Linked DNA regions of Homo sapiens: regions 2 and 3 are each linked to region 1. Evidence: chromatin loops called from intact Hi-C (ENCODE). Cell type or tissue: dorsolateral prefrontal cortex. All regions are shown on one strand.

Region 1 (8,000 bases):
GTGGGGCCTTTGGGAGGTGTATTAGTCCACTTTCATGCTGCTGATAAAGACATACTTGAGACCAGGAAGAAAAAGAGGTTTTAATGAACTTACACTTCAGTGTAGCTGGGTAGGCCTCACAATCATGGCGGAAGGTGAAAGGCATGTCTCACATAGCAGCAGTCAACAGAAGAAGCTTGCGCAGGGAAATTCCCCTTTTTAAAATCATCAGTTCCCATGAGACTTATTCACTATCACAAGAAGAGCACGGGAAAGACCTGCCCCCATGATTCAATTACCTCCCACCAGATCCTTCCCACAATACATGAGAATTCAAGATGAGATTTGGATGGGGACACAGCCAAACCATATCATTCCACCTCGGCCCCTCCCAAATCTCATGTCCTCACATATCAAAACCAATCATGTCTTCCCAACAGTTCCCCAATGTCTTAACTCATTTCAAGCATTAACTAAAAATCCACAGTCCGAAGTCTCATCCAAGACAAGGCAAGTCCCTTGCACCTATGAGTCTGTAAAATCAAAAGCAAGTTAGTTACTTCCTACAGACAATCCAAGCATTGGGTAAATACAGCCATTACAAATGGGAGAAAATGGCCAGAACAAAGGGGCTACAGGCTCCATGCAAGTCCAAAATCCAGCAGGGCAGTCAAATCTGATAATTCCAAAATGATCTCCTTTGACTCCATGTCTCATATTCAGGTTACACTGATGAAAGAGGTAGGTTCTTATGGTCTTGGGCAGCTCCACCCCTGTTGCTTTGCAGGGTACAGCCTCCCTCCTGGCTGCTTTCACAGGCTGGCATTGAGTGTCTGCAGCTTTTCCAGGCACACGGTGGGAGCTGTCAGTGGATCTACCATTCTGGGGTCTGGAGGACAGTGGCCCTCTTCTCACAACTCCACTAAGCAGCATCCCAGTAGGGACTCCATGTGGGGGGCTCTGACCCCACATTTCCCTTCTGCACTGCCCTAGCAGAGGCTCTCTATGAAAACCCTGCCCCTGCAGCAAACTTCTGCCTGGACATCCAGGTGTTTCCATACATCCTCTGAAATCTAGGCAGAGGTTCCCAAACCTCAACTCTTGACTTCTGTGCACTGGCAGGCTCAACATCACATGGAAGTTGCCATGGCTTGAGGCTTGCACCCTCTGAAGCCAAGACCCAAGCTCTATGTTGGCCCCTGTCAGCCACGGCTGGAGCAGCTGGGATGGAGAATGCCAGATCCCTAGGCTGCACACAGCATGGGGACCCTGGGCCTGTTCCACAAAACCACTTTTTTCTCCTAGGCCTCTGGGCCTGTGATGGGAGAGACTGCCTTGAAGACCTCTGACATGCCCTGGAGACAATTTCCCCATTGTCTCAGGGATTAACAATTGGTTCCTTGTTACTTACGCAAATTTCTTAAGTCAGCTTGGATTTCTCCTCAGGAAATGGGATTTCCTTTTCTATTGCATTGTCAGGATGCAAATTTTTGAACTTTTATGCTCCGCTTCCTTTATAAAACTGAATGCCTTTAACAGCACTCAAGTCACATCTTGAATACTTTGCTACTTAGAAATTTATTCTTCCGGATACCCTAAATCATTTCTCTCAAGTTCAAAGTTACACAAATCTCTAGGGCAAGGGCAAAATGCTGCCAGACTCTTTGGTAAAACGTAACAAGACTCACCTTTGCTCTAGTTCCCAAGAAGGTCCTTATTTCCGTCTGAGACCACCTCAGCCTGGACTTTATTGTCCGTATCGCTATCAGCATTTTGGGCAAAGCTATTCAACAAGTCTCTAGGAAGTTCCAAATTTTCCACATTTTCCTGTCTTCTTCTGAGCCCTCCAAATTGTTCCAACCCCTGCCTGTTACTCAATTCCAAAGTCGCTTCCGCATTTTCGGGTATTTTTTCAGTGGCATCCCACTCCATTGGTACCAATTTACTATATTAATTCATTTTCATGCTGCTGATAAAGACATGCTTAGGACTGGGAAGTAAAAGGTTTTAATGGACTTACAGTTCCACATGGCTGAGGAGGCCTCACAATCATGGTGGAAGGTAAAAGGCACATCTCACATAGCAGCAAAGAGAAGAAGCTTGTGCAGGGAAAGTTCCCTTTTTGGAACCATTAGATCTCATAAGACTTATTCACTATCATGAGAACAGCACAGGAAAGACCTGCCCCCATGATTCAATTACCTCCCACTGGGTCCCTCCCACAACATGTGGGAATTCAAGATGAGATTTGGGTGGGGGCACAGCCAAACCATATCAGGAGGTAATTAGGGTTAGATGAGGTCATAAGGGTAAGTTCTTCATGATGTGATTTGTGGCTGCATAAGAAGTGAGAGACATTGTTGTATCTCTCTGCCATGTGAGGACACAGTGAGAAAGTGGCTGTCTGCAAGTCAGGAAGAGAGCCCTCACCAGGAAGTGAATCTGCAGGTACCTTGCTCTTGGACTTGCAGCCTCCAGCACTGTGGAAGATCAATGTCTGCTCTTTAACCCACTCAGTCTGTGGGACTTTGTTATGGCAGCCTGGGCTGACTAAGGCAGACATCAACAGAGCCAGCACAGGAGCAGTGGCTAAGAAGGTGGGGTTTGTACACAATAGACCTGGGTCAGAGACTGAGCACCTCCAAACACTAAGCAAGTGAACCAATTTACCCTCTCTGGGAAAATGTACCCTCTATGGTTGTAGTTGTGTCATTTATAAATGGGAACGGTAACAGCACCTGCCTTATGGAATCATTGTGGGGATGGAGTTAGAGGGCTCAGCATTTCTAGTATGCAGCAAGCTTGCAATGAATATTAGATTAGAAAATATACTGACACTGTGTCTAGAATGACAGTGTGTCATCACTTTTAGAGATCAAGGTATTGAAAGTTTCCATCTAATCAGTTTTCCAACCTGATATGTGAAAAGATAAATCTATCAAACCATTATCATTGTTAATGGTGAATGGGGGAATGCAGAAGGAAGGGAGGAAGAAGGAAGGGCTTTTCAAATACAGAGTGAAATGTGGGGCAGTCGGCCTGGATATGGAGGATATGGGGGGCATCGACGGTGGGGTGGGCAAAGAGAGGACACAATCTGGATGCCTGGAATAGGGGGCTCGAGAGAGTTCCAGGCTGGAGAGTAGAGTGTGGTTTCAAACACCTAAACCACTTCCTTCCTGATTCTGCAAATCGCCAGAGTCATATCCTGCCTCCCCAGGGATCCCCAGGGTTAAAAGAGAGCCATGGGGAGCATCAAAGTCCTGCCTCAAAAGTGCACTGATCCCCCCAATGCCGGCCCCCCACGCAGCAGCTGAAACATGACATATTCGGTCACCCACATGCACTTGTCTGTGTAGCCTGAAAATAATGGGGCCGTCTGCTGCTGTGGCCCTGAAGAACCAGGCACTGAATCGGTCCAGGGATGCTTCCCATGCAGCTCTGCCACCGCCATGGCTGGCCTGGGGCTCAGCGTTTCTAAAAGGCTGACTGCACCTCTTAAAAGCTGCACTGCAAGGCCTTGGAGGACTCATTGAGCTGTGAGAGAAGAGTGCCCTCCCCTGGACGTTTGCTGCCAGTTTGTGGCCTCCACCAAAACCACCACTGAGCTTTTCCCTTCCTACCCAAACAAGGGGGCAGACTCCAGGCAAACACCCCTTAATTTCAGACGGCCACACACAGGTCACTGGCCAGTAGATGCCCCACTGGCGTCTTTGCTCTACTGTTGTTCAAGAGTTTCCACCATGCAAAGCCCTTGGCATAAATAATGTCATTGAGTCTTCATGTAAATCCTCATAGAACAGGACAAGAAACTGAGTTCAGGAAGGCTCAATGGTTTTCCAAGGTCATGGAGCTTGGACAGAGCTCAGACACCCCAGCACCGTGGTCAGGAAGGAGCTAATACTCTGCAGTCAGAACACTTGGGTGCTTGTCCAGATCTTTCATTTCTTAGCTGTGCAATTTGGGGAAAGTGACTCAACCTCTTTAAGTGTCAGTTTCCTTTTCTGTAAAACAGGATAATCAACTCAAACATGGAAGTTTTTGGAAAAATACCAAGTACGTGGGAAGGACGTAATAAATGACGTCTCCGGTCACCTTCCTTCTCTTTCAGATCTCAGGGCCTGGGCTAATTGTACGCCTGCATTTTTCGGGGAAAGTGCTTTACTTGTCACGACCTATGTAAAGACAGAATTTGGAAAACTCAGCTGAGAATGTGGTGTGACGCTGGCTCTTCCCACCCAGTCATCCTTTCGCCACACATCACAAGGTTGGCAGGGTATTTGCCACTGAACATCTCTGTTCTCTGCCAGCCCCAACTCCCTAAGAGACAGGGATTGTATGGCTTTTATGCCAGAGAAAGAATCAAGAAATGAGTGACTTTACTGCTGTCACCTGACTTGCCCAGCCTTGAAATTGCATGGGGATCCCCAGTGCTGAGGAAGGGGTGGGCAGGAAGGAAGGAGCACCTCCTAGAGACAAATCTACACTGTAGAAATAAACAAGACTTTGGAGGGTGCACATTGAAAAAGTGAAGAAACTCCTCATCTCTAATGAGCAGGGGAATGATGTGTCACTTTAGACACTTGGGCAAAGTCTTTGCCCATCAAAGCCAGGGATGCAGTTAGTGACAGGCAAGACTGCCTTTCTTCCGCACAGCACTTTGAACTCTGCTGGGCTGAACAGTTATCTAGAGCTTTCTATGTGCTAGGCACAGGGCTGGAGGCTGGGATGCAGTAAAGAGTGTGGCAGCTTGGAAAAGGTCAAGAGACAAAACCAAGGCAAAGGGCATGGCAGGAACAAGAAGCACAGCCAGCCTAGTCATCAGTGCCAAGACTGCACTCTCTCATGCCTCCAATGTCTCTGACTTCTTCTACTACCAGCCAAGACAACTCCCTGCTTTGAAAGGACTCATGTGATTATACCAGGCCCATTCCATCCATCTCCCTTTTTCCATGTAAGGGAACATAATCATGGGAGTGACATCTTATCAGAGTCACAGTTTCCCCCTACACCGACACTGAATGGAGAAGTGATCATACAAGGGTGAGGGTCCCTGGGAGTGAGAGGAGAGTGTCTGCCATGCTCCCAACAAAGTTCTTTCTCCTAAAAGCCAGGACATCACTTCTTGGAATCAAGACTGTTGACAACCCACAGTGGCCAAAGAGGAGTGGGAGGGATGCAGGCAGCTCCTCACCCAAGTAACGGTGGTGGGTTTGTCCTCACTACCATATGGTCACACAGCATCCAGACTGAGCTAGCAGTGTTCTCAGTGCTGCAGATACACGAATGAACACACCAGATCAGGAGCTCACCTTCTAGCAGAGAGAGTCAGGAAGACAGCAAATAAGTGGGACTTTTTTAGAGAAGAAGAGGACAAAGGAGAAACCTCACTGGCTTGCCTGATGTGGACAGCCAGTAGGTAAGGTCAGACCCAGCCTTGGGTCAGAAGTCAGCAGTCAGATATGGCAAAGCTGCGGCAGACCCTCTAAGCCTGGAGGGTGGCAGTCTCAGGAATCCAGGCCAGAAGTTAGAATCTAGGCAAAGGGGCTGAGCGTGGTGGCTCACGTCTGTAATCACAGCATTTTGGGAGGCCGAGGTGGGTGGATCACTAGGTCAGGAGTTCAAGACCAGCCTGACCAATATGGTGAAAGCCCGTCTCTACTAAAAATACAAAAATTAGCCGGGCGTGGTGGTGCGCAGCTGTAGTCCCAGCTACTCAGGAGGCTGAGGCAGGAGAATCGCTTGAACCCAGGAAGCCGAGGTTGCAGTTAGCCAAGATCATGCCACTGCACTGCAGCCTGGGCGACAGAGCGAGACTCCACCTCAAAAAAAAAAAAAAAAAGAAAAGAATCTAGGCAAAGGGTTGGGGCATCAGGTGTGGAGTCCAGAGACAACGCAGGTGTGCAGGACTTTCAATGCCCCTGCTCTGTAAGGGCACAGACAGGGCTGGTGAGGAATCAGAGGCTCTTTTACAAGGTGCACATGCAACCCTCAAAAAGCACAGCTGGGAGAGAGACAGCCCTTTCGTATGAATGAGAAAAACGAACCATTTCCTTCAAGTGCAGCAATGCTGCCCCAGTCCTTTTGGACTCTGCTGGGCCTGACGTTAGTACTCAGTGCACAATTATCACCAGCTTTCTATGTGCCAAGCACAGGGCATATAGAGATCAGTAGTTCCTTCACTTTTCCAATGTGCAACCTCCAAAGTCTTACTGTTTATTTCTACAGTGTAGATCTGTCTCTAGGAGGCACTCTTTCCTTCCTGCCCACCCCTTGCTCAGCAGCCAGGATCCCCATGCAATTTCAAGCTTAGTGGATCGGCATATCCTGGACTGCAGCCCGCGTGTGTGCTGTGGCTAGGCGCCCTGATGCAGAGGCCCTGGGTGGAAACTCTATTTATCCTGCTGTCCCCCTATCTCTAGCATTTTGCCTAATGTCTGGCATAGCATAGACCCTCAATGGATGTCTGCTGTGTGGATGAATATTGATGAATCCTCCACCTCCTTCAGGACATTGATGTACTTCCACTGAAGGCAGGAGTCATCCAGGGCCATTTTAACCCCCACATCATTTCCCATGCTATCTAGAGCAATGCTGTCCAGCAGAAATATAATGCAAATTGTGTATGCAATTTAAAAGTTTCTAGTAATCTCATTAAAAAGTAAAAAACACACACAAACAAAAGTTAAAATTAATTGTAATATATATTTTATTTAGCACAGCCAAAACATCGTCATTGTCATCTTAACATGTAGTCAATATAAAAAGATATTAATGAGATATTTTACGTGTCTTTTTTTTCCCTGTACTAAGCCTGAAACCTAGGGTGTATTTTACACTCAAAGCACAGCTTGGGCTAGCCACATTTTAAGGGTTTTGTAGCCACAGATGGTTTGTGGCTACCACCTTAGAGAAAGCAGATCCAGAGCCTGTGAGCTTTTCAAAGGAGAAAAGTTTCTTGAGATCTGAAAAATAATGTATCATTCCAAGTCATGCAAATAAAACCTCCTAAGAGAAATAGATAGATATGCAATAGAAGTCAAAAAACTACAAAATGATCTGGATAATAAGAGTGCCTAAACCATAGCACTGTTGTAAGTTGTATGGGTCACACCCATACAGGCGCAGGAGAAGGTCAGTGGCACAGGAGGACTTAGTTGTATCAACAGGTCAAATGCAACTCAAGTCTAAATTCTTAGAGAGTTATACAAAATTGCATTGCAAGTGGGATGTGGATGTGTATTAATATATCTTATGTAATGAGGGATTTGGCCTCCAAAAATGAGTTCCTAAGGTTTGGCAAGGCTTTAAGCATCCTTGGAACCCATGCCCTCATGTTCTGCAAGCCTGAAATTTGCACGTGAAGGAAACGGAACATCCAGCTGAAGTGGAGAGCACAGGGCCAAGGATGTGGACAAAAACCACCCTGCTGACTAAATGCATTTTTCAAAAACAGTGCATTTGCACAGCACCACTGATGCAATGAATAAGATTTTCTTTTTTCCTGCCTGTCAAGCCACTTATTAATCACAACATATTATTGCTTTGCTTATTCAATATGTGGAGTGAAACACCAGGATCCAGCTGAGAACAGGACTGAAGAGAACAAAATTGGGTGGCAAGAAAAGAGCAAAATTAACATAGGCTATAGAGAAATGGTAGGGGAAAAAAATGCCTCCATCCTTTTAGAACAGATTTTTACAGCTATCAGAAAAGTAAAGGGAAACTTACATAAATTTTTAGTACAGCTCCTACTTGACGCTGAAATCGTTTTGATAAGGAATGGCATTTTCAGGAGAGGGGCCTGATGGAGGAGAGTTTAAGCTGAATGGAATGGTGGCTCCAGTCTTTGCCTTCTTGATGCAGCTGCAAATTAGAGTAATTACCCTCAGGTTCACGCTGGGCCGTGCAAATGGGAAATCAAATTTATGTTCCAAAAAGAAATGAAAGAAAAATATCAGAGCGTGGAGAAAGAAGGGTAAGGGCCAAAATCACTCTTGACATAGCAGAAAGGACATTAT
Region 2 (8,000 bases), 410 kb before region 1:
AGGCAAATCAGATGCTATTGTCAGAAAGATGTTAGCAAGAACTCCGCACTATAACATCTCCTCTGGTGGCCTGTCCTGTTGCCCAAATTACACCAGGAGAGAATCGCTTCTGGGTGACAGGTGATCTCTTTCAAGATGGATACAAAAGGGGGACATTGAGCAGCGGGGGAGAACACCTCATGTTTAATGAAGTATCTGTACCTTACTATGAAGTGGTTTCTTGATGTATGAAAATGGTCCCAGGGGAATGAGGTTTTTGATATCCAGAGAGACGGTGCAAGGGATGTGTTTAAAAATATGGACCACTATGAAACTGGAAAATGGCTGAAGTCAAGAGCAGGGAGATAAGAATGAAGGAGGAACAAAAATATTCACTTACATCTTTGTCTATTTCAATTTGTCAATTTCAGCTATAGATGACCCGGAGGGTTCTTTGTTCTCAGCAAACTTTGTAGCTTACGTGGCTACTAAAATATTACTGATGATGCAGATGGATGGGGAAATGTTTTATTTCAAACCTCCGGGGCACTTGGCACATGGCTGTAACCCAGGTCTACGCATGTCACCTTGATCCTCTGATGCATGACTGGCTCTGAAACATGAATGGGCAACAAAGAGGCCCAAATATGGCTGCCCCAGACTCTGCTGCAAAGGGAGTCCTCTTTCACCCTTGTTCCCTTGGAGCAAATGGGAAATGATTGGCACATCTGCTCTTATGTAGAGGCAAAAATGTGTAAAATTAAAGAGTCAATCGTACCTACTTAGGAGAATTCCCTTTCTCTCTTGCTAAATGACAATGAGGAGGGCTTCAAAGCCAGGGAAGGGAAAAATGTGGGGGCATCCCAGGTTGAGACCCAGGTTTAGGAAATGGTATCATAAATGTTGATTTAGTAGAGTTGAAGTAGTACACTTAGTCATAATGACGACAATGCTGGTAGCGGAGATCCATTGAGGATTCCCTAGGTACCAGGCATCATCCCCCTAATTTATGAGCAAGTGGGGTTCTTTTGCTGTGAATAACACAGCTCTGAGATCCCAAGACCTTGGTTTAAATCCCAGGTATTCAGCTTCTTAGCTGAGATAGGAAAGTGACTCAAACTCTCTAAACCTGTTTCCCCATAGGATTGCACTGAGTATTAAAGAAATTCATGATTATCGAGAGCACTAACAGTAGCTAGCATAAATATTCATGCTATATATGCCATATTTTGATTCTTTATGGATTGAATTGACTTTTGTGGATTGATCTGGTAAGCCAAACAACATTTACAATCATTTTTTTTCCTATGGGAAATGCATTCTAAATTAAATATTGCAAACTGTGGCCCTTGGCCAAATCCAGCCTGTCACCTGTTTATGTATGGCTGGCAAGCTAAGAATAGTGTTTGCATTTTTAAATTGTTGAAAAAATCAAAAGGATCATAATATTGTTTGACATGCAAATGTTATATGAAATTCAAATTTCAGTGTGCATAAATAAAGTTTTATCGGAACACAAGCATGCTCATTTGTTTATGTGTTGTCTAAGTCTGCTTTTACTCTGCAACGGCCAGCTGAGTAGTTGCAACAGACACCTCATGGTTCAAAAGCCTCACACAGTAACTGGCCCTTTACAGAAAAAAGTTGGTAATTTATGTTCTACATGATAAAAAAGAAATTAATGCACAAACTACCTATTAGAGCACAGTTTGCATAATTGGCAAGCTAATTCTGTATGGCTGGCAAGCTAAGAATAGCTTGCTTACATTTGCACATTTGTACAATATGTACATTTACACTCTATTCTGTTACATACACATACATGCATGCATGCACATATTCAAACACACGTCCATACATATACATGGGACAACCCTGATACATATGTCCATGTGTCATCTGCTCTGAACCTGAGTGTCCTTCCTGGGTGAGCTGCTATCCAAAATCCATGCTGTCTTGCTGGCATCCTGCCCCACATGGGGTTTGGAGTAGATCACTGGTGTTAAATACATCTAGCCAAGGTGCAAATGTCTGGCTCTCTCCAGACCTTGCTGGGTCTCCAAAGAAATATATGAATATTTTGGCTTTTTCTTTATGGTAGATGATTTCTGTTTTCCTTATGGGCTTCCTTTGCTGGTGTTTTAAAGAACCTGTTCTCATCACGAAATCAGGCACAGGAACTATTTATCATACATATGAGAATCAACATGAATAAAACACCCCTTAGGTACTGTTCACATTTCTTTCAGCTTCTCACTCTTGAGCTGCTATTAAACTTTAATATACATGAAGTTTGCTGGGTTTTATGGAGTCGAACGGTGAAAGCACAGTCGTGGCAGACTGACATGCCTGGGGGGTTAAATTCATCCAGGTTGGCCATTAGATAATGAGCAAGTACCTTAATCACCATAAAATAGTGTTTAAAATATTGTTTATTTTTAAAAAATCAATTAGCGTCAAAGACCCTCAGAGTCAAAGAGAGCCTGGTGATAAATTGGTCTAATCTTTTGTTTTTAGAAATGAGACGGGGGAGTGGGCTTTCTCAAGGGCACAGGCTCCTTTGTGGAAAAGCTGGGTCTAGAATGTGGGTCATTGGCTCCAGACCCCTGACCCTGCCTCCATGCTTCCAGGATGTCACACAAACGCACACAAGTGACACACCTTCGTTGGGTGCGGTGGCTCATGCCTATAATCTCAGCACTTCGGGAGGCTGAGGCGAGTGGACCACTTGAGGTCAGGAGTTTGAGACCAGCCTGGCCAGCATGGTGAAACCCCGTCTCTACTAAAAATACAAAAATTACCCAGGCGTGGTGGTGCATGCCTGTAATCCCAGCTACTCGGGAGGCTGAAGCAGGAGAATCGCTTGAATCTGGGAGGCAGAGGTTGCAGTGAGCCGAGCTCACACCACTGTACTCCAGCCCAGGTGACAGAACAAGACTCTGTCTCATAAAAACAAAACAAAACAAAACAAAACAAAACAAAACAAAACAAAACGAGTGACACGCCTTTAAGCCACGTGGATATACGCTTTCAAAACAACACCTCGCTCTCCCTTAGCTATTCAATTTGACTGACATATGTGGCATTTTTATTCCATCTCATGTGTCTCTGCCATGTCTGTAAGCCCCCTTGAGCCCCTTCCTCAACATCATGGTCTCTGAGCCTTCCTGTGGCCACCAGCACATTCTGTGCAGCCCCAGGACCACATGGGAGGCTCATGGCCATTAGCTTCATGTACCATCGGATCAACCAGACCATGCTTCTTCCTGCTGTCACCTGCGTGGGAACACTGAAGAGGAAGTAAGGGATTCAGAAGGCAGCTGGAATGTACAAAGAAATATTGGCTTGGGAATGGAACTAGGAGAGAAAGTGAAGGAAGTGCTGGGATTCACTAGAGGGCTGCTGGTGATGGAGCAGCAAAAAAGCTGGGGAAGTGTCCCTCGTGGTAATTATTCATGACTTTGTGACATTTGCAGGGATGGGACACATTTGTATCTATTTGGGCATTGCTTTTCTTTATTTCCGCCCTTTCCATGTCTCTGGTAGGCCACAAGCTCCGAGCTGGGAGGCTCCAGGCAGGGTGGAGAGTTGGAGCTGCCCACTGGACAGCTCCCTTTCTGGCCTTGGTTTGCCAAAGCTTACAATCACAGAGGTGGATGGGTTTGGTGGAGAGGGAGCAACTCTGGGAGGGACATGAAGAGCGAGAGAATCTTTGAAGAAAAGTTTATTGCCCTGGACTGGGAGCCAAAAAGTATTCTGACAGCTAGGGGAGGCAGCACCCTGCTCTCTGGCCAGGCTCAGGGGGTTGGTGAGGATGCCAGTGGGGAAGGGTGAGGTGCCTCCCAGCCTCACCAAGATCCTGAAGCCTCCATGCCTGGTGTGGAAGCCGCAGCCTCAACCTGGAGGGACCAGTAGACTAGGACGATGAGTGTCTCCATGGCAACCAGTGTGGCCTAGTGACTCATAGCTCGTACATGCTGGGGAGTTGGGGGAATTACAGGCGGACAGGGAGCCCTCCCAGCACCTTGGTGCTAGAGAAAGACCCTCTGGGTGGGAACAGGGGCACCCAGAGAATCAATGAGGTGGAATTTCCTGCCTACCTGTTGGCATGGAGTAGTCACGATTGAAATTAAGCTGCTTGGAAGAAAATACAAAGATCTGATACTTGTCCCACGCCTGAGTTTATGACCTGTGATTCATTCATTCCTTCTACATCTGAAACACACACAAAAGATCTATATTTTCTCCGATGAGTTATACAACACATGTTAAGTATCCCGGTAATTGCAGATGCATTATCTATTGTGTTGCTGTAGGTACTGTCTGTATTCTACTGCTGGTGCCAGAGGATGGGCAGTCCACGTCAACACCCATTTGCATTTGTTCTTTTCTCGGGCTTTTTATTAAAGTCAGGCTTTAAAACAACACCCAGAATCATTGCATAATCCAAGAGACCAAATTGTACACATCACAGATGATGACGTGATTTGCAGGAAACCTTTTGGAAGAGCTGGCTCCTTGATAACTGTAATTGTTAGGCTCAGGATCAAATTAGGAGAGCAGAGGCAGCTGCACCAAGAAGCTGTATCTGTTCAAATCTCCCAAGCAAGCCTAGCTGTCACCATAAAGAGCAAACTTTTGCAGGCAACAAGACAAATCACATGTAGGTCTCAGAGGGTTTCTTCCTCTGAAGATGGGAGGCAGAACATATTTCTCTTTAAGTTAGGTCAGTTACAGGCATCTCACTGGGGAGAACGAAGACATTATACAGCCGTGCCTATGCCAGGAGAGAGAAGCAGAAAATTATATCTTACTTAATCAAGTTGATCTGGGAGCAGAAAAGCTCATTGGCAAAAGGCAGGGGACTTCTATGCAAGCAGGAGTGTGAGTGGCTTTCCTTTTTCTAATGTGTCTATGAAATTTGGTGGAGAGGGCCTGTGTAAAAGATTAGGAATAACAGAGCTCAATGTACATTCCCTAACACACATTTGGATGTATATTAGTAATCTCAAAAGTTCACATTCTTTCAAATTTAGCCACAGTACTCACTGAAATGTGCTGATGTCTCCGAAAATGAATTTTTTCCTATGGTGCACTTTTATCCACTTAAAAAATGTGATTTTTTGGTGTACATTTGCCAAAAATAATCAGTTCTGACCCAAACCATGATGTGGTAACTTGACCCCTAACTCAAGGTCGACTCAAGCTTAATCCTCAGTAACCACACTTCCTCCCTTTCCCCAGTTTTCAAAGAAAAGAGACGATTCTAAAACAGGATGAGGGCAACCCAAGGGCCCAGGCTGGTCTTTTACGGACTGTAGGCGGTTCTCAGTTCGCAGGTCTCAGTTCAAAGCCAGTTGCTTTGCTGGTTTCTTCCTTGAGTTGTTTCATGGCATCGGCCATGGTTCATGATTTCATGCAAAAGGTTCAATTAAAGATAGGCCAGAGCTTCAAAAAGCAAGGGCTTTTTCAATTTCTCAGCATTACAGGGTTCACATTTCACAGAAAGGCCTGGCCTGATTTAATCCTGAGTTCATAAAGCCGAAATTTACCTTTTTCTGTTTTTATCAGAAATTTTCACTTTGGCTCTGGAAGGTGGACACACATGAGCCATTTGGACAGCAGACCCAATTCTGAAGGGTTGGAGGGGCATAAATGCAGTGAGGGCGACATTTCTGTTTAAATATCACATTGGGCACACTGAGTGAAAAGAGATTTGGCTCAAGTGGTTATGGTGCCTCTTTAAATGTCAGAGTCCCTGCTGACTGGCGTTTTGGGGGCATCATCAGACCCCTGCCCCCAAGCCTGATCTTTATTTGCATTTCTCCTTACGTTGGCTGCACCCCTCCCTCAGCATCTGCCTGTAACACCCTGTGGCACATAGGACATCCATTACTCATAAGCTCATCTGGATTTTGTCTATTGGCTCTTCCAAGAGTGGGGAGTACTCGGATGGTTACTTTCTCTTCCTTTTCCCTCTGGATCATGCCACTGCATGCCTCTCCCTGCTCTGGCCTCTCATGGGCCTTCTTCCCAATAGAACAATGCCTTAGGGGAACCTGCCCTGCCCAGGGAATGGAGCTGGATGGATGAACAGTTTGCTGCAGGTGCTGGGATTATTCTGCTCCTTTGGTTCAGCTCTTTCATTTTTTAGTTGAGTCCGGTGAATCAGATGTTAAAACAAAACCATCTTTGGTTTAGTGCAAAAGAATTAAGGTTTGGGGGGAGTTTGGGAGGATGATCACAGGCTATTAATGGTTCAGTTCAGTTTCAGTCTCTGCCCAAACAGATACCAGGGAAATTCCCAGAGGTGGCTGCTTCCAGAGGCGAACCTTAGCAAAGCTGTGCTGAGCTCTTGCCTGGGCTCCTCAGAGCCTCTGCCCCCATCACCTAGTTATGCTCTTGCTTGGGCAGGAAGTCAGAGGAGCTCTCTTGGTTGTCCCATGAGCCACTGCTTTTTATGGAGATGGGCATTGGATTAGTGTGTGTGTTTTCATCTGCTATCTCCCCTCTTCCTGCTTTCTAGGTGCCTGGCATGCACAATTGTCCCCCAGGCTCCTGCAGCTTCAGTGCCTGTTTCTCTCTCATTCACATGGTGACCCCAACCCCTGTTCCTGCTTGCTACGTCTATCATGGCACCCCATGCCCACCCTTCTCGGGAGGTCTGTCTCCTCCATTGGGCTGTGGCCACCGGAGGAGAGAAATCCTGTGGCCATGTGTGGTCATTTCAGTTTCTTTGTTTCCAGCTTGGCCACACCCAATGGATCATAGGGTTGTATAAATGAAATGTCTGTGATTATGAACAAGTGCCAGGACTGGACACCACTGGGCCTTGTGTCATCCATGAGCCATACTGGCCTCATTTCCTGAAGATCTCTCTCTCCATCTTGACTTTTGTCTACAGGCTGTATATGTGACTGCTATGTGCTCCTTGGCCCCAATTATAAGGCGTCTTCTTGCCACCACCTATGGCACGATCTGTGCAATGGCAGGAAACACATGTGTGACAGATGCCTGGGCTCGTGGGAAGCATCCACAGCTCCCACACCATCATGGGGCCCTCTGGGTGCCTGAGGACACTCTATGTTCTGACTTCATGCTTGGCACAGGGAACCCTGTGAGGCCAACCCAGGCCTATCCACTTCTAGCTCAGACATTTCTCCTGCTGCTGGGTCATGCCAGACACATGGGACTCTGGGGATCCTCCTGCATCTCTCAGGTCATCCATGGGCTGGAATCCCCCAAAGTCTCTTGGGGTAATGCAGGGTCCAGGGTGCTCTGGCATCCACATTTTCTCTGTTTTCCCTCTTACTCTCTTTTCTTCCCTCCAGATGGGAGGATATTCACCACTTATGCTTTCATATCTCTCTCGTGCCCTGGCCTAGGCTTTAGAAACTCAAAAGTGGACTTTCTTTCTCCCAGGTCAGCTCTCTCCAAAGGCAATCTGTGCCACTGGGGGTAAGAAAAACTGGGAGAGGGGAAGAGCCTCAACTGAGGGAGGATACCCACGAGGGTAGTATCTGCCGCTCAGCACCCTCACTGTCCCTGACATGTATGCTGCTCTTGGCTGCTTTTCTCAGACAAGTCCTTTCTTTGTTTCTTTGCCTCTTCTCTTCTGCAACTTCTTCCTGTTTCTGGATTCTGCCCAAAGAACTGGCCTCGGAGGCCATCTAAAGCAAAGCAGAGGGTTGCTTTCTTTGCAAACTACAAAACTGCAGCTCAGTCCTGTGCCTTGGGCCCTCCTCTCCTTGCCTGTAGGGTCCATTTCAAGCTGTGTAGTCAGGGGCTATTTCTTTGATTCCAGAAACTTTTTGTTTTTATTATTTAAATTTTTTTTTAAAAATTTCCAATTATTTTAGAATCATAGGCAGTCCATGCTGAATGGGACTCAGGGACAGATTATTTCTAAACTCCGCTTCCCTTACTCCCTTCCTACCCCTCACCTATGGCTAAGGAAATGGTGGCCCAAAGAAGGCAAAATACTTGCCTCATTATTCAGGGTCCCTAGAGCAACAGGATCT
Region 3 (8,000 bases), 810 kb before region 1:
GACAAAGACACACAAGCGCCCCAGTCCCCTCAACCGCGGGTTTCATGTAAAGGGGAGGGGCAAGAAGTGATAAGAACCCAAATGATCATCGTAATAAAATAATACAGAATTTTAAAAAGGTAGAGGATGTGAAGAGGCAGAATAAGGCCACGTGGCTTTCTGAGCTCGGGGTTAAGAGAAATGCCAAATGGAGCAAAAGGGTTAGAGTGCAGATGCTTCAGTTACAGACCTGTAGAGTGCCTCGTCTACAAAGATACTAATTTCCCACCACCTTTTAAAAATGGCTTAGTTCCTTTAGCTGATCGGCAACACCCTCTTGCCTTAGAAACTCAGCACCCACACACCTCACTTCATTCTAGAACGTGCTCCTCTGTCCACCCTACCTAAAAACTAAGCAGCACCTGCTCCCATCATTCTAACCCCTCCCCGGCTTTATTTTTCTGCATAGCACTTACACCATCTCTGGACATATCCTGTGCCTATTTGCCTACTGGAAATCTCCTCCCACAGACTATAAGCTCCATGGAAACCAGGGCTGCAGTCATCTCCTTTGCTGCCATATCCCTGGCAGCTACAACAGTGCCTGGCCCGGAGCAGATGCTCAAGAAATGTGACCGAATGAATGGACAATGAAAGATCAAAGAACCGGATTCCTGTTCCCAGTTTAAGAACCTCCAGTGAGCACCTGGTTCACTCTGAGGGGGCTCTGGAATGATCCGTCCTTCAGAAGGAGTTATTCCCTTGGTGCCAACAGGGAAAGTGAGTTGTGGAACATCTCAGAGTAAAACGCAATCGAGGCAGAAGCAGGTGCGGATTGTGCAAACATCCACTGTCTGCACCTCCTGCTCTAGTCCCTGGGTCACGCACCCTGGAGGTCAGAGCTGTCACCATCACAGGGCCATCACCTGCCGATCTCAGGACATTCTCCCTGAGCAATTCAAGGTGTTCGGGCCTCCATCCCACCAAGCCAGCATCCCCCTCTATCTTTTCCCTTCCCCACATCTCTGAAAGTGCCAATTCACAGACTCTCCCATCCAACAGGGCACCTCTTTCAGCTCCTTAAACTGAGCACCACATTTGACTTGGGATCAAGTGCTGAGATTCGAGGAAGAGCCACCGCACAGCCTGGCTGAAATGTTTATTTCAGCAACAAGTTCAGCTTGCAGCTTTGAGCCAGAGTTCCCATCGCCCTCCTAGAGGAAAGCCCCTTGTAACAGCCGATGGTTTCAGAACCATTTCCACGGCAGGCTGTCCTCAATGCCTAGCCATCATGGAAGTTCTCAGAAACTCGATTTGGTCTTTAAGAACCAGAGACCAGAAAGGGTGAAGGGCAGTAGGGTAGAGAAAACTCAAAACTTTCTGGTTTAGCTGCTGGTCTGATCTTGTTTCATGCCAGTGATGTCATCTGTAAACTGGGAAAAGAGTTTTCCAATGTGCTGTCTTTTAAAACGGACATACCATGAGGGCTGCAGGAATAACAACCACCCCTAGACCTAGGAAACAGGCATTCCTGGGCTATACCGTGTCATTAGGATATTATGATGAACACACAAATGGAGTCTATAGAGACACAAAGTAAACAGCCCTATCTCCACCTAGCCATCTCCTGTACATGTTTACATGAAAACAACTCCCACTGACACAACACTCAGCCTCAGATCACTTTAGTATTTTACAGACAAGACAAAAGTCATCTTGACATAGTTCATGAGGGTGGAGATGGAGCAGAGAGCGCCACAATCTAATGGGAAACTGAGTCAGTGGGAGCACTGACAGGTCATCTGGCAAGCATGTAATGCCAGAAGGAGCTGAGGACTAACATGCATTAAGCATTTATGGTGAATGAGGCAAGGTGTTTTACAGACACCATCTTTGGAATGACAGATCTTTAGTTGGTACTATTATTATTTCCACTGTACAGATGGGTAAATTGAGTCTCAAAAAGATGAAGCAACTTGACCAAACTCTCCCATCTGCTTCCTTTTCGCATCGATGCTGTTTTACCTCAACCCGTCTTGGACTCTGCCGTGTGTAACTGGGGAGAAGGTGGGAAAAGGAAAACTCCAACACAGGAGAGAGGACTACTCTGCCCTGACACCCAGAGGCGGCATTCCATCTCCTGGGGAGGCTACCATAGGCAAAAACAAGAATAGGGGGCCTTGTGGTTGGCTTTTTTCTTACAGGAAAGAAATGATTATTAGGAAAATAAGCCCGTGTGCTCCCCAGCTAGTGAGCTTGCTGCCTGGGAGAGGTATTATGGTGCTAAGACTTTGGATTTCCACGGACAAAACTGGGAATTCCAACACCATGATTTAGGACTCTGGGAACTTGGGCAAGTCGCTTAACCTCCGGGCTTTTCTGTCCTCATCTGCATGGAGATAACACAGCCTCACTCCCAGGGTTGTGATAAGATTTTAAGGATGTGTTGCATGTGAATTACTAGAACACAATAGGTGTTCGATGAATAAGGAATAATTATGTTGTGCCTCCCCCTCCCGTTTTTCCCGGAAAAAGTATTCAGAACTTGGACCTGGTGATGGCAGCCCCTTCTCAGAAAAGCCCTTCGTCTTCTAAGGTTTCTTCCTACTCCAGTCAAGATGACGCAGGGGTTCCTGTCTCCCATCCCCATGCCCTAACTTGGGGGGAAGGGGCAGGGGGAAGGGAGATAGCGCAGGCCTGAGTGGGATGGAACGGGCACACCCGCTGGGAACACTTTAACAGTAAAACGCTGTTCTCCACTTGGGGCGGATTCGCCAACCAAACGCAATTAGATCACTGCGTTTGTGTCTCCACCTCTGCAATTTCTCTTTCTGCATTACTCGGAGTTCAAGTGTATGAGAAACGCAGCAATCTCTCCGCTCCTAGCAAATGCGAGGCATCAATTTCGCCTCGGAGGGGCGGCGGTGAAGGGGGCTCCCCTCGGCACTCCGCGGGGGCCGCCACATGGCTCACAGGTGCGGTCCCAGGGGGCCGAACCAACTTCGCGCAGGGCTGGCCCCTTTCCCACGCTTCCCCCAGCAGACGCGGGGTCCAGCCCGGAGCTGGGTCTCCAGGCGCCGCGGGATCGCCTGGCTCCGGCAAGCGCGGTCCTGGCCCCCCGGTGCAGCCCCCGAGCCCCGGTCCCCACGCCGAGGAACTCACTCTGCGTCCCGCACGCCTCCCGCTGCACCCGCCCGGGGCTCGGGGCTCCGCGCGCTGCGAGAACTTTGCCACCAGCGGCTTCCCGATCCCGGCTCCGAGCGCCCTCGCGCGCCCGGCCCCGGCGGCTCCTGGGCCTGTGTCCGCGCCGCCCGCCCCGCCCCGCCCCGCGCGCACCTACCGGGCTGGCTGCAGTCGCCATCCGCTCGGACCCGGGGAACCCCGGCGCGGGGCCGATCGCCGGGCCCCGCCGCGTCCACGCACTGCTCGCAGGCTGCGGGTCCCGGGGGCCGCGCGGGCCCGGCCCCCGCCCCGCAGGAAGGCGCCGGCTCGCCCTGCGCCGCGAGCTGGCGGACGCGCTCCCACGAGCCCGAGTCGGCCGCCCGCATGCCGGGTGCCCGGGGGGACGCTACCAGCGGCTGCGCGAGGGGCTCCGACGGCGCGCGCCGGGCTCACAGACCCGGAGGTCGCCGCCGCATCGGGGCGCAGCCGAGCCCGCCCCCGCCTCCCGCCCGGCCGGCGGCGCGCGCCGGACCAGGGCTCTCAGTCCGGCCGGACGCCGGGCGGTCCGCGCCTGCTGCACGCGAGGAATTCGGCCGCGGAGCCTCTCACGTGGGAACGGCTCTCAGTCCCGCGGCTCCTCCTCCCGCTCCTTCCGGGCTGGCGACTGCCGAGGCTCGCCCCGCCCCCGCCCCGCCCCCGCCCCGCCGCGGCGCCCAGACTGGCCCCAGTGCCCGGGGAGCGCCGCCGCGTCGCCCCGTTGTGCGCCCGGCCCCCGCCACTCGGTGCATCCCCGACGCGGTCATTCCCGGGGACACGGAGGGTCAGAAAGACGGCCGATGTCACAGGGGTGGCTGTGACGGAACTCGAGCCCCGGTCTTTGAAAGCCCCTGGCCTCTGCCTGGCACCCCACTTTGCTGTGTCTCTCTCCTCTCCTGACACCCTGTGACAGCCTTGCCGAGAGCCGAGGTCCCCACAGCTGACCGGGAGAGGTCAGAAGGAGTGGGCGGGCAGGGGAGCAGCCCCGGGACCTTTCCTTCGCTCATCTTTGCGTGTGACCGGCCATCCTCTAAGTGAGGGGAATGCTGAGTGCACCCACCGTCTGGTGGGGGAGATCGCGAGGGGGCTGAGATCTGGTGGGAGGCCCTGTGACTTCACCTCACTTCCCCAGCCTCAGTTTCCCCATCTATGAGTTAGGCATTAGTAATTCCCCACTGTCCATTATCAGTGCTGCCCATGAACTCTCCAACTATGGCAGCCATTGGCAGGGGAGGCCAGAGCCTGGACCCTGGGAGTGGGTGGGGGAACAGTGACAAGGCCAGGCAAACCCTGTAGGAAGTGGCACCTTGGAGGGTCTGCACAACAGAACCCACCCGCTGGAGTGGGTGTTCAGGCTGGCAGTGCTCCTGTGAAGTAAGTGTGCAGCTCTGAGCCCCCTTTGATCTGGGGATTACGATGCTGTTTAGAAAGACTAATTATCTCCTTACAGCCCCAGGAGGCAGGTCCAGTTCCCCCCTGTTGTAGACACGCGGGAGCCGAGGCCACACAGCCAGGTGAGGAGTCAGTCACACACTCATGGAGCCCCCAGCCTCCCCTTGTAGGCAGCATGCTAGCAACCTTACCCTGCCCAGGCTTGGCTCTATAATCTGAGGCTCCCACTGGCCCAGGCCTGAGATGTGCAAATTTCTAGGTCACTGGCCTATGGCTGTCCAACAAGCTGTGAGAACCTAATTACTTTCCCTTAAGTCTACAAAACCTTTTAGGAGCAGTTTCCTGCCCATGGGTCAGAAGCCCTGGCTCTCAGCAACCACAGTGGCCTGGCCACCAACTATCATGGCCTTCCCAGCTTCCCCCCGCCCCCGCATCCTCACCTTCCCAATGATGGAAACTGGCCCAGCTGCGGAGGCTGCCTTAGAACCCCTGCCCTGTCTAGCTGGCACTTTTTTTTTTTTTTTTTTTTTTGAGACAGAGTCTCGCTTTGTCACCCAGCCTGGAGTGCGGTGGTGTGATCTTGGCTCACTGCAACTTCCGCCTCCCGGGTTCAAGCGATTCTCCTGCCTCAGCCTCCTGAGTAGCTGGGATTACAGGTGCCCGCCACCATGCCCGGCTAATTTTTGTATTTTTAGTAGAGACAGGGTTTCGCCATGTTGGTCAGGCTGGTCTCGAACTCCTGATCTGGTGATGCGCCAGCCTCGGCCTCCCAAAGTGCACTTTTAACTGCGCCAGAGGACGGCAGAGTGGCATGGGAAGTGCTGGGTGCTCCCAGCTGTGGAAGAAAAGTACCCACACCACTTTTCCAGGAGGAAGGAAACTGACACCACACCAAGTGACCAGAGATGCTGGGAATCCCCTAATTCCTCTCCTTTACTGAGATAACAGACAGAGCAGAACAAAAGAATGATCACTCTGAGCACCCGAGAGCGGAGAAGCTAGGAATGCCCTTGCCAGCCCCTGCATCCTGGAGAATCTGGTCCAGGACTGTCTGAGTTACCTTCAGGGACCTGCCTGGGAACATAAATGAGTGAGCTGGGTTGAGCAGGGGCTACTGTGGTTTATTTCATAAGGGCATTTATGTTATATTATTTTGACTTAAACACTCTTGGCATATTAAACACTTAGGAAGACTTTTCACTTCCGCAAAGAAACATAGTCTTTCACGTATTTCTGGAAGTACATGAATTATACTTTTGATAGAGACATGTGCTTTCCTCTTAACTCCATAACAAGAAAAAAATAGCACCTGGCTGGGCATGGTGGCTCATGCCTGGAATCCCAGCACTTTGGGAGGCCGAAGAGGGTGGGTGACTTGACGTCAAGAGTTCAAGACCAGCCTGGCTAATATGGTGAAACCCCGTCTCTACTAAAAATACAAAAATTAGCCGGGAGTGGTGGCACACACCTGTAATCCCAGCTACTCAGGAGGCTGAGGCAGGAGAATCACTTGAACCTAGGAGGGGGAGGCTGCAGATAGCCGAGATTGTGCCAGCACACTCCAGGCTAGGCGACAGAGTGAGACCTGGTCTCAAAAAACAAACAAACAAGAACAACAACAAAAAAACCCCTATAAACAAAACCCAGCACAAGTATGAGTATGTAGCTCCTGTCACTTGGATTTGGTATCAGAGAGACATTAGGCTGGTGGGGACTGTGGCAAATGAGGCCACCGGCCCCTGTAGAGGAGGCTGTAGATTGTTGTCAGGCAGGAATGTAGTCTTAGTGTTGTCAGATGTTCTACTTTTTTTTGTTTGTTTAGAACTACTAGGAATATGGATTTTTACATGAAATCTAAATTTGAAACATTAGCAACTCTTTAAAACTTAAGAAGGAAAGGGAGGAAGAGGAGACGGAGGAAGAAGAAAGTAAACATATCTAAAAGTCTTTATGTAGCCCATTGGCCACCAGGGACCATTTCACCGCTACCGTCACTGGTCCCTCTGCAACCTCCTGAAGCGCACATACGTCCTAGTTACTTTTCAGTCATCCAAGCTGCTTCGTAAGGCCACAACCCTGGGGAATTCCCTCTGTAACTTTTACTCAGTGCAGTTTGGCCGTGGCTCTGTGTGAATGTGTGTGTGTGTGTGTGTGTGTGTGTGTGTGTGTTGCATGCTCAGGCCCAGGACTGCAGATGGCAGTGGGGTCCAGCTTCTCCAGTTTTCTGGAGGTTCCCAGGCTGCCCATGCCCCCCTTACTCAGCTGTAGCCCCTCACTCTCCCTGCTCTCAACTCTGCTAGCTGGCAAGTCTGTGGCCACGGTGGCAGTTAGGAACCTATCAGAAACCCATCTGTCTTGGGTGGGGAGGTACATTAAAAACACCTTGAGGTACATTTATGAGGATGCCCTGAGCCCAGGAGATGTTTCTGCTCAGTTCTCCACCAGGAGACCCTGGAGTCAAGGACTAACCTACCCATTTTCTGCCCTGAGTGGCTTGGGCAGGTCCCACACAAATGATAACTCTTGGGGGTTTAGAGGAGATCCCTTTGCAGAGCCAGCTTCTGGGCATGTGACCTGTGTGGTCACACTGGGCCCCGTGCTCAGAAGGGCCCCGAGCTTGGGTGAATGCTCCACTGTTGTTGCCTTGAAATTCTTAATTATTTTTGAACATTGGGACCTACCAATTATGTAGCCAGTTCTACTTCCAGGAGACCTTCCCAGACCCCCTGGGAGATGCTGGGAATTGAGGCTGGATACAACTTGGCTCACTCTGTCCTGCTCCAGGGCACACTGTGTCCAGCCTCCGTGGGGCAGCAGGAAGGGGGGATTTGGGGGTCCGGAAAGACAGCAGGAGGTGTCCTCATCCAGTCCTCCCGGCAACTCATTTTAAAGAGCAGAGGCATAGTGTGACTTCAGAGGGGAAAGGGGCAGTCCAGACAGGGGGTGGGGAGGCTGCTCTGGTTCTGGGCTCTGAGGCCAGACAGGGTCCCCATGACCCTGACCTCAGGCTGGACAGGGCGCCACCCAAAAAAAAAAAAAAAAAAAACAGAAAAGAGGCTGCAGACAGAAAAAAGTGCAGGTCCCATCCAGAGCATCCCCTCGTTCCCAGAGGAACATCCTTTAGATCACTGGAGAAGACTACAAGATAAATTTGGCTTAAGGAACAAAACCCAGAAACATGGTATTAAGAGACCCCATTATGTTTGGTGTCTGCTTAAAGTTGAATATTTGAGCCCACTGAACTCTTTCCCTTCCCCCACCCCCAATTTGGCTATGATTTTAAAATAGTCATGCATCACTTAATGACAAGGACAGGGACAGAGGCAGAATGACGTTCTGGGAAATGCATTGGTAGGCAATTTTGTCATTGTGCAATCATAAAGCGTACTTACCCAACCTACACGAGATAGCTACTACACACCTAGGCTATA

What was found. Hi-C counts contacts between places; a loop is a spot of excess contacts. Peaks named below come from ENCODE experiments on the same cell type or tissue, not always from the same donor. Only the 100,000 strongest peaks of a DNase experiment are listed, where the experiment ranks them.
Region 2: it touches region 1 in a loop (2.2-fold over the local background); 6 of 110 quality-filtered maps call a loop at or near these places.
Region 3: it touches region 1 in a loop (2.5-fold over the local background); 4 of 110 quality-filtered maps call a loop at or near these places.

Annotation. Positions count from the first base shown.
Region 1 is chr1:14,109,562-14,117,561 of GRCh38, reverse strand. It overlaps a transcript of KAZN not described here. Among named protein-coding and RNA genes, the nearest start is that of KAZN-AS1, 310 kb to the left of the region's middle. In dorsolateral prefrontal cortex, CTCF peaks have their summits at 3,337 and 3,539 (motif pointing left); a DNase peak (open chromatin) is centred at 3,521; H3K27ac peaks cover 946 bases.
Region 2 is chr1:14,518,965-14,526,964 of GRCh38, reverse strand. It overlaps a transcript of KAZN not described here. Among named protein-coding and RNA genes, the nearest start is that of KAZN, 76 kb to the left of the region's middle. RefSeq lists enhancers at 3,851-3,940, 6,425-6,484, 6,785-6,894. In dorsolateral prefrontal cortex, no CTCF peak of the experiment used is centred here; a DNase peak (open chromatin) is centred at 3,921.
Region 3 is chr1:14,919,892-14,927,891 of GRCh38, reverse strand. The region is part of intron 1 of KAZN (kazrin, periplakin interacting protein); the gene reads right to left. LOC124903849 (a long non-coding RNA gene) reads left to right here and starts at 4,001. Exons shown (of 3, transcript XR_007065477.1): 1 at 4,001-4,130; 2 at 4,628-4,691; 3 at 5,439-5,520. RefSeq lists a silencer at 3,698-3,877 and an enhancer at 3,908-4,407. In dorsolateral prefrontal cortex, CTCF peaks have their summits at 2,781, 2,981 and 3,180; DNase peaks (open chromatin) are centred at 2,738, 3,241 and 3,751; H3K4me3 peaks cover 3,881 bases; H3K27ac peaks cover 4,053 bases.